2 separate regions of the Homo sapiens genome follow, and region 2 is linked to region 1. The links are chromatin contacts, found by Hi-C or POLR2A ChIA-PET in ENCODE. All regions are on one chromosome and are shown on one strand. The core of a region is the stretch at or near the end of the contact, and the rest is flanking DNA. Distances in the headings are between cores, read along the strand shown.

Region 1 (4,402 bases), core at 309-2,808:
GTAGACTCCAATACTAGTTTAGGGCCTCCACATTACTACATAGATTACAAAGCTTCTCCGTTAGCCCAGCTGAGCTGCCCCCAACAAACAGTTTTCATATTTATTTAGTATTCGTGTTCTATTTTCTTCCAGATAGCTTTGTGGGGACTGACAATTTAAGTAATGCAAAATAATTTGATTATGACAACTGAGAAAAGAAACGTGTGTTGTGTTTTGAGGTTATCATTTCCTTGACCATCATAAGCAGCCTGGTATCTATTTCATCTTTGTTCGTAATCACAGCACACCTTTGAACACATACCAAAATGATGATGGAATGAGAGCAAAGTATGTGAGTCAATTGGCTACTCTGTGAAACAATTTGTTAGTTTTAGGCTATAGTTCTTTTCAATTTTCAGCCAAATTCTATAAAAATCTTAGCTGGAAGGAAATGCAAATGTCAGGTTACATTTTAGAAATTAATTTTTGGGCTGAGTGCTGTGGCTCGTGCATGTAATCCCAGCACTTTGGGAGGCCGAGGCCGGTGGATCACCTGAGGTCAGGAGTTTGAGACCAGCCTGGCCAACATGGTGAAATCCTGTCTCTACTAAAAATACAAGAATTCGCCAGGTGTGGTGGTGCGTTCCTGTAATCCCAGCTACTCGGTAGGCTAAGGCACAAGAATCACTTGAACCCAGGAAGCAGAGGCCTGGGACTCTCCAGCCTGGGTGACAGAGCAAAACTGTCTCAATTTTTGGCCCAATTACCATGTAGCATTAACTTGTTTCAGAATGTTTAATATTACTGGGAAGACAGCATCGGTAGTGGTCAAAGTGATTTGTAGTTCACAAAGCATGTAGGCATTTTTTTTTGAAGAAAGTAAACAAAATAATTTGAACTGTTGTTTCAGGTAATAAAATAGACTCATGCGGTAAGTCATTTGAGCTGTATGTACAAATGGACTATGACACAGCTAAATTAGTCACAACTGTCCACCACAGGCCAACTTCAAGATAAAGGGCTATATATCAGTTAGCAATGCTCTCTTACAACCAGCCCTGATGTGTTTGTAAGCAGGAAAATAATTTTATGGTTACAATCAACAAAGAAGTATCAGGCCAGTCCACCAAGCCCAGCCAAATCCCATATCTCGCTCCAGTTTTATAGAGATTAGCATATCACATGAGCCAAATGCTGTTCCCCAACTTAGAATGTGATATTGCTATTTTGCAGGGAAAGTGTAAGCCCTGTTCTGCAACACTGATGAAATAGAAGTATTCATAGATCTTGTTTAACGTGGTCCAATAATTGAAACATAAAATAGATATCTTGTAACAGAACATTTTTAAAAGTCAAGAAAGATAAGAATTAGGCCTTGGAAAATAAATGACTATGAAGAAAGATAAAAAGAAAAGAGACTGGGGTGTCTCTGAAGACCCTGCTTAGAGGCCCTGTCCTCCTTGCGGCAAGCGGCCATTGCCATGGAAACCGGAGCCGCAGGGCTATCTGTCCGGGATTGTGACGCCCAGATGGGAGTGGTGAGAGGAGACAGAAAGAGGGTGGTGGCCGATAGCTGGTCCTCTTTCTCCAACACCTAGCCTGAGACTTGGCGGCGCGGCTGCTATCCTGAACTAGCTTGGTAAGTGTTGTGTCCCGAACCAGCGTAGAGAGACCTCGGACCAGCCGCCTTGATGACAGCATCCGCGTCCTCCTTTTCATCATCTCAGGGTGTCCAGCAGCCCTCCATCTACAGCTTCTCCCAAATAACCAGAAGCTTGTTTCTCAGCAATGGTGTGGCCGCCAACGACAAACTCCTTCTGTCCAGCAATCGCATCACCGCCATTGTCAATGCCTCGGTGGAAGTGGTCAACGTATTCTTCGAGGGCATTCAGTACATAAAGGTGCCTGTTACCGATGCTCGTGACTCGCGTCTCTACGACTTTTTTGACCCCATTGCTGATCTTATCCACACCATCGATATGAGGCAGGGCCGTACGCTGCTGCACTGCATGGCTGGAGTGAGCCGTTCCGCCTCACTGTGCCTTGCGTACCTCATGAAATACCACTCCATGTCGCTGCTGGACGCCCATACATGGACCAAGTCGCGCCGCCCCATCATCCGGCCCAACAACGGCTTTTGGGAACAGCTCATCAATTACGAATTCAAGCTGTTTAATAACAACACCGTGCGCATGATCAACTCGCCGGTAGGTAACATCCCTGACATCTATGAGAAGGACCTACGTATGATGATATCAATGTAAGCCATCCCGGCCAGCCCCTGACATCTGCCATCGATCTTGCACCAAGACTGAACTTGAACACTGACATTTTGTTAGTAAAGAAAACCGGATGGTGCCTTGTTAAAGGGCAAGAAAAAAGGGAGGGGGTTGGAGTTTTGAACGTAGTAAGCCTTACCTTAATAGAATTAAATTCATGAAACATAAGATAGTGAAAATATTTTTTATATTGTGAGGTCAAGCTATTGGGGCCTGGCTGGAACCAGGGTGGGGCAAGTAATGCTCAGCTCACATAGACCTGCCAGCAGCACCCAATACATGTGGCAGACCTGGAATCCTGAGCCCTGCCAGAGGCTGACTAACCCAGGAGTGAATCCCCTAGAATCTCACCCGGTTCTTTCCAACCCAAAGTCAAAGCCTTAGACATCTTGGCATCCCTTGCACTTCTCCCAGTAAGTGCCAACCTAGTGGATAAGTGGCTTTCATTCAAGCTGTGCTCCAGGAGCTCTGGAGGAGTCTCAGGCTACCCTTGCCCACCTTCAATCACAGTGGCCCATCTCTGGTTTTCTAGATCGGATTTATACATTAGTTAAAAAAAAAAAAACTAGTTTTTTAAAAGACCATTCCACTCCATAAAGTTTAAAAATATTGTATTTTTTTGACTGCTGTACTTGATGGCAAGTTCTCAAGGTGTCTTTGGTGATCTCCCACCGGCCTTTGTGAAAAGGGACATAGTCCTTTTCCCAGGGCATATACTGAGAGAGAACAGGCCTGACACCAGGCCTCAGGGGTTCCTCTCATGAGCCTTGGCTTAAGAGGCTGGAGCTGCTGGCCATGACCCAGCCCTGTCACCTCTAACATCTCCTTTCATTGTGACCTTGGTCCTCTCAGAGCTTCACTTTCCTCACCTGTCAAAGCAACTGTCTCCCATAGAGTTGTTGTGAGGACTGGGTTCCTTAGCATAGTACCTGGCACATGAATGGTTTCATGCTTGGAGTAAAAGGCAATGATACTCTTTGACCCTGGTTTGAGGTCAGCACACTCATCCTCATAATGGCATTTCCCCCATCTGTGCACAGTCCTTTGTTATTTACAAAATGTTCTTCCAAAAAATCTAAAAACAAATGGCTTAAGGTCCTTTTGGACCTTACCTTAGAATGGGCCTAGATTCGGGCATGGTGGCTGGCACCTGTAGTCCCAGCTACTCGGGAGGCTGAGGCAAGAGAAGCACTTGAACCCGGAAGGTGGAGGTTGCAGTGAGCCAAGAGCACGCCATTGCACTCCAGCCTTGGGTGACAGAGCGAGACTCCGTCTCAAAAAAGAAAAAACAAAGCGGAGGGGGCCTAGATTTAGAGCCTTTATAGAGGTCCCATTGTGTTTAATCCATGTGCATCCAAGGGGTCGTGTAGAAGCACAATTTCTGCTTCCCTGAAACACTTGTTTAGAGTCACTAACCGTGAGAGCCAGCACCCTGGTTTTGCTCATTACCAGGATGCATGGGGGCATTCACCGAAGGGATGAACAAGTGACCCCCAACATATAGGCCCTGGAATCCAGGATCATTCTAACTCCCTGGATACCTGGGCTCTGGCTTGTGTTCAGTTATTCTAATCCAGAGGTTTTTAGACCAAAAAAAAAAAAAAAAAGAGAGAGAGAGAGAGAGACAAAAGTACAACTGCTCCATTTGAAGAAGACCTGTGTGTCCACAGCCCAGTGACGTCCAAATGTTTTCTCTCTCCAAACACATCGAGACACCACCACTGCCACAAAGGGAGTGCCTAGGGTGCAGTATGGGGGCAAGGGGGATAAAATCACTGCTCCAGGCAGATCCACTACTTTTACAGATGGAAAAACAGGCCCACAGAATGCAAGAGTTGGTGTGGCAGAGCCCCGACAAAGCAGCCTTTCTGGCAGCGACCCAGATGGAAACTTTCTTTTAAAGTATTTTTTAGAAGAAAATTATTTGGGTGTGTGTGTGTGTGTGTGCATGTGTGTTCATTTTTAAAAATATCTAAATTAACATACCATGAAATTACTCTTTGTGGATAAACAGTTCCACGAGTTTTAACACATGCATAGATTTAGGTAACCATCACCATAATCCCAAAATTTCCCTCATGCTTCCCCTTTCTAATTAAACCATCAAACCACCCCAACCTCTGGCAAACACTGATGTGTTTTCC
Region 2 (4,261 bases), core at 738-3,237, 340 kb after region 1:
TTCTGATGATTATTCAGGCTTCGGTTACGTTTTGGCTGGGGGCGGCCTGTATTCTGTATTTGAGCATCATCTGGAAGGAGCCACTGGTGACTTGTCTCATGTCTATCTTTCCCCTAGTCTTCTCTTGCCTCCTTTTTCTTTCTCAACTTGTCTGTGTCAGGACTGGGGAAGCCTTTCACTGTCTCATTTTCTTTCTTTTCTTTTCTTTTTTTTTTTTTTTTTGAGATGGAGTCTCGCTCTGTTGCCCAGGCTGGAGTGCAGTGGCGCAGTCTCGGCTCACTGCAACCTCCGCCTCCTGGGTTCACACCATTCTCCTGCCTCAGCCTCCCGAGTAGCTGAGACTACAGGTGCCTGCCACCACGCCTGGCTAATTTTTTGTATTTTTAGTAGAGACAGAGTTTCACCATGTTAGCCAGGATGGTCTCGATCTCCTGACCTCGTGATCCGCCCGCCTCGGCCTCCCAAAGTGCTGGGATTACAGGCGTGAGCCACCGCGCCCGGCCGACTGTCTCATTTTCATTCGTGAGCTCCATCAAGAATAATTTAGGGGTAATTTGAGTGGGCACAGTGGGTGATTATTAGTCCCTTTTCTATGAGACTGTGACACAATGGAATTTGGAAATGAGCAGGTTAGTCTCTGACCCATTCCAAGTAACCTCTTTGCCACAAATGTTGAGATAGCAAAGTTTTCATGGTTGTAATCTTAAATAAATTAGATGATTCAAAATCTTAGTTGTTTCAACTCTGAACATTTCCAATTCCATGACTGGAAGGAGAAAATGGGCTGAGAGGGGACTTATCTATTCCATAATGTCTGTCCAGTTGGTTCCCCAAACTCCCACGGGCAACAAACACAGCACTCTGAATACCTCCCAAGGGTCACAGGAACGGGGTCTCATGATTTCAGTGTTGATGTACCTCTGAAGGGGCTCTGTTCCTCCAAGACCATTCAGCCAGAGGATGTGCGCTGATATCCAGGGAATATTGCCTTGTGTGATACTGTGGAGGCATTCTTAGCTGCTTAAATTTCCTTTTCCACTAATAGTCATTTCATCTTTGACTCCAATGTTAGATGTGTGTGAAAATAATACAGCCACCAGTCAGCCTATTTTTTCTTTTTCAGCACCAATATAGTCATGTTCTTTGTTAAAACAAACAAACAAACAAGCAAATGGAAATTTTTTGAAGCATCCTTGACCTAGTAGCCTGTGAGGCATTAAAATATTTACAGTCTGAAAACCAGCTGTGAATCCAACATAAAATTTTCATTTTCATTAAAACACTTTATCACAGGGTGTCTTGTATCAGAACGAATCGAATATGGTCTATCTCCCTCACTGGGGTGTCATCTCCCAGAGTGCAAAGACCTTGTCTTGATACCCTTATGCCCTCCTAGCGCCTAGCACAGGTCCTATAACCATCCCTTACATATTTTTGAGTTACATTTAAACAAAAGTGAATTTCACTTGTTTACTAGTTCATCGGAACCCACATTTAGATTATATAATGAACATGCATTTTGGTTAATTTGCTGATTTCCCTTATTCTATGCATTTTAAAAAATAATGGAAACATAGGAAGTAAAATAGCCAATCATCCTCGTTTAAACAAAGCTGACTGAACACTCTGTACTGCCATCTAGTGGGGGGAAAGGCTCTGCGGCCATCTAGTGTATTCCCGTTTGGAGGAACACACTGCTTAGAACAATGTCAGATCGGATCGTAGTTGAGGGGATGGGAGCGGGACACAGTGGAGGATATGTGTTTTCCCCTGATTAGCCTCCAGCTGCCTAGGGTGGTTGCCTCTTTGCCCTTGGCATAAAAGCAGAGGAAGCCTTCTTTGTGGTTTTGTGAACAAGCACCTTATCATAAACTCTGAGCAGTGTTCTTGGCTGTGTTTCTGTTTGTGGGCTAGTAATTTAGGCTGTGGGATATTCCCATCAGAACAATGCAGCTTTTAGAGGAGAAAAGTCACGATGTTATTAGCATAAGTGCTACACATGCTCGAGGGCGCGCGCGCGCACACACACACACACACACACACACACACACACACACACTGCATCGTTTCACTTTCTTCCTAATTCTTGGTCCTGTCGTCTTCCTTAGCAGCCCTGCCGTAGCTGTACTGCACTGTGGCTCAAGATGCAGTGTCCTTAAATACAAAGCTGCATTTGGCCCTGCAGGAGGGGAGCCCGGGACTCCCTGGCTCAGCCTCTGATGATGACTGCTGGGGCTTTTCATCCAACTTGACTTTATTTATTCATAAGCAGGGCTGACAGTCAAAGTTCTGAGGCCCCTGAACCGGCCAGATCCCTCCTCCCTTTCGTTTACTTTTATTTCTTTGATTTTTTTTCTCCTCTCATCTCTGCCTTGTCAGTTCTCTGAAAAGAGCCCGTGAGCTCCTTGTGGCATCTTTTTCTTCCCCTAAACACACAGCAACACACACAAGCAGATATGCACAATTGAAGGCTCTGGCTTAGATCCCAGTTGGAAAACGGCTCTTGAGGAAATCAGAGAAAAGCCACTTCAGTCACACACAGAGAGAATCCCAGGATACTGGCCTGACAGGTAGGCTGAGCCGACACTGGGCCATTTGGTGTGAGTTGAAGAATGAGGCAAATCTCCCAACCACGCATCCTATAATAGCTCCCCAGTTGGCTCTTGAAACTCCCATATAAATACAGAAAGATCATGATTTCCAAACAAGAAATTAGGACTCATGTCTGATGGGTTATCAGAAAAACGGGGTGGAGCTGTTTGGCCAAATCTGGGATGAATGATCACTCAGAGGTTTCATCTCTTATTCCAGCTGAGATCAAAGACAGAGGCTGCTAACTTAGAACACTATTGAGAAGAATTCTGGGGCCACATCTGGGTTTAGTAGGGGAAGAATGCAAGAATATATTAGGAAGAGCTGAGATAGTCATGCATGAACTAGTGAAAGCATCGCAATATTGGCTTTACATGCAAATGGCTTCTTAGAGGGCTAACAGTGAAATGCCATTAGCTGTTAACTTCCCGGCACAAATTAAATTATGACATTAGCTGCCCATCACAAGGCTCTAAGTGAATGGGTCACAGAATAGGGGAAGTTGTTTCTATGGCTTATTCTTTTTAAAATTGAAGTAAAATTCATATAACATAAAATTAACCATTTAAACCATTTTAAATTATACAATTCAGTGGCTTTTCATACATTCAGAAGACTGTGCAACCATCACCACTATCTAATTCCAGAATCATTTCATCACTCCAGAAAGAAATCCTGTACCCATTAAACAGTCACTCCCAATTCTCCCCTCCCCTCAGCCCTTGGCAACCACTGATTTCCTCTCTGTCTCTATGGATTTGCCTATTCTGGACATTGCCTATAAATTGAATCATATGTGTCTTTTTGTGTTTGGCTTTTTTTTTCACTGAGCACAATGTTTTCAAGGTTTACCTATGTTGTAGTATGTATCAGCACTTAATTCCTTTTTATGGCTGAATAATATTCCACTGTATGGATAGAATATATTTTGTTTATCCATTCATTGGTTGACGAACAACATTTGGGTTGTTTCTACCTTTTGGCTATTATGAATAGTGCTGCTATGAGCATTCATATACAAGTTTTTTTAAAAAAATAGATTTTGTCTCACCATGGTCCCCAGGCTCATCTTGAACCCCTGGCCTCAAGCAATCCTCCTGCCTCAGCCTCCCAAAGTGCTTGGATTATGGGCGTGAGCCACTATGTCCATCCCACATAGAAGTTTTTGTTTGAACACTTGTTTTCAATTCTCTTGGGTGAATAGGCGAGGGTATTTTTTGGCCACCTTTGGTGAAGACAGATCCATTTGAAACTGATAGGTGAGTTTTGCTACAAAGAAAAGAGCAGGTGTGGCTGGGCATGGTGGCTCATGCCTGTAATCCCAGCACTTTGGGAGGCCGAGGTGGGCGGATCACCTGAGGTCAGGAGTTTGAGACCAGCCTGGCCAATATGGTGAAACTCTGTCTCTACTAAAAATACAAAAATTACCCGGGTGTGGTGGCGGCACCTGTAATCCCAGCTACTCAGGAGGCTGAGACAGAAGAGTCACTTGAACCTGGGAGGCAGAGGTTGCACTGAGCCGAGATGGCGCCACTGCACTCCAGCCGGGGTGACAAGAGTGAAACTCTGTCTCAACAAACAAACAAACAAACAAAGCAGGTGCTTGGGTGCAGCCTGGATGAGGCATGAAAGTGAGAAAGAGTGTGGCAGAACACCCTGGGCCCGCTGT

Evidence for each region. Hi-C counts contacts between places; a loop is a spot of excess contacts on that map. ChIA-PET counts read pairs that join two places held with the same protein, here RNA polymerase II (POLR2A). Pooled maps may share reads with other maps.
Region 2: a map with no recorded cell type shows a loop between it and region 1 (2.5-fold over the local background). The contact joins the enhancer-like site here to the promoter of DUSP21 in region 1. A Hi-C loop is called at or near these places in 1 of 37 single-sample maps with no recorded cell type and 1 of 50 pooled maps. POLR2A ChIA-PET finds 5 or more read pairs at or near these places in 2 of 52 experiments (BJ and MCF 10A).

Annotation. Positions count from the first base shown.
Region 1 is chrX:44,842,463-44,846,864 of GRCh38, forward strand. It overlaps DUSP21 (dual specificity phosphatase 21), which reads left to right and starts at 1,559. Exons shown (of 1, transcript NM_022076.4): 1 at 1,559-2,426. The coding sequence starts at 1,671. The coding sequence ends at 2,243.
Region 2 is chrX:45,185,449-45,189,709 of GRCh38, forward strand. The region is part of intron 2 of DIPK2B (divergent protein kinase domain 2B); the gene reads right to left. Among named protein-coding and RNA genes, the nearest start is that of DIPK2B, 13 kb to the right of the region's middle. Within about 2 kb of position 1,988, at least 13 of the 41 ENCODE cell types and tissues checked have a DNase peak (open chromatin) inside an H3K27ac peak, as active enhancers do.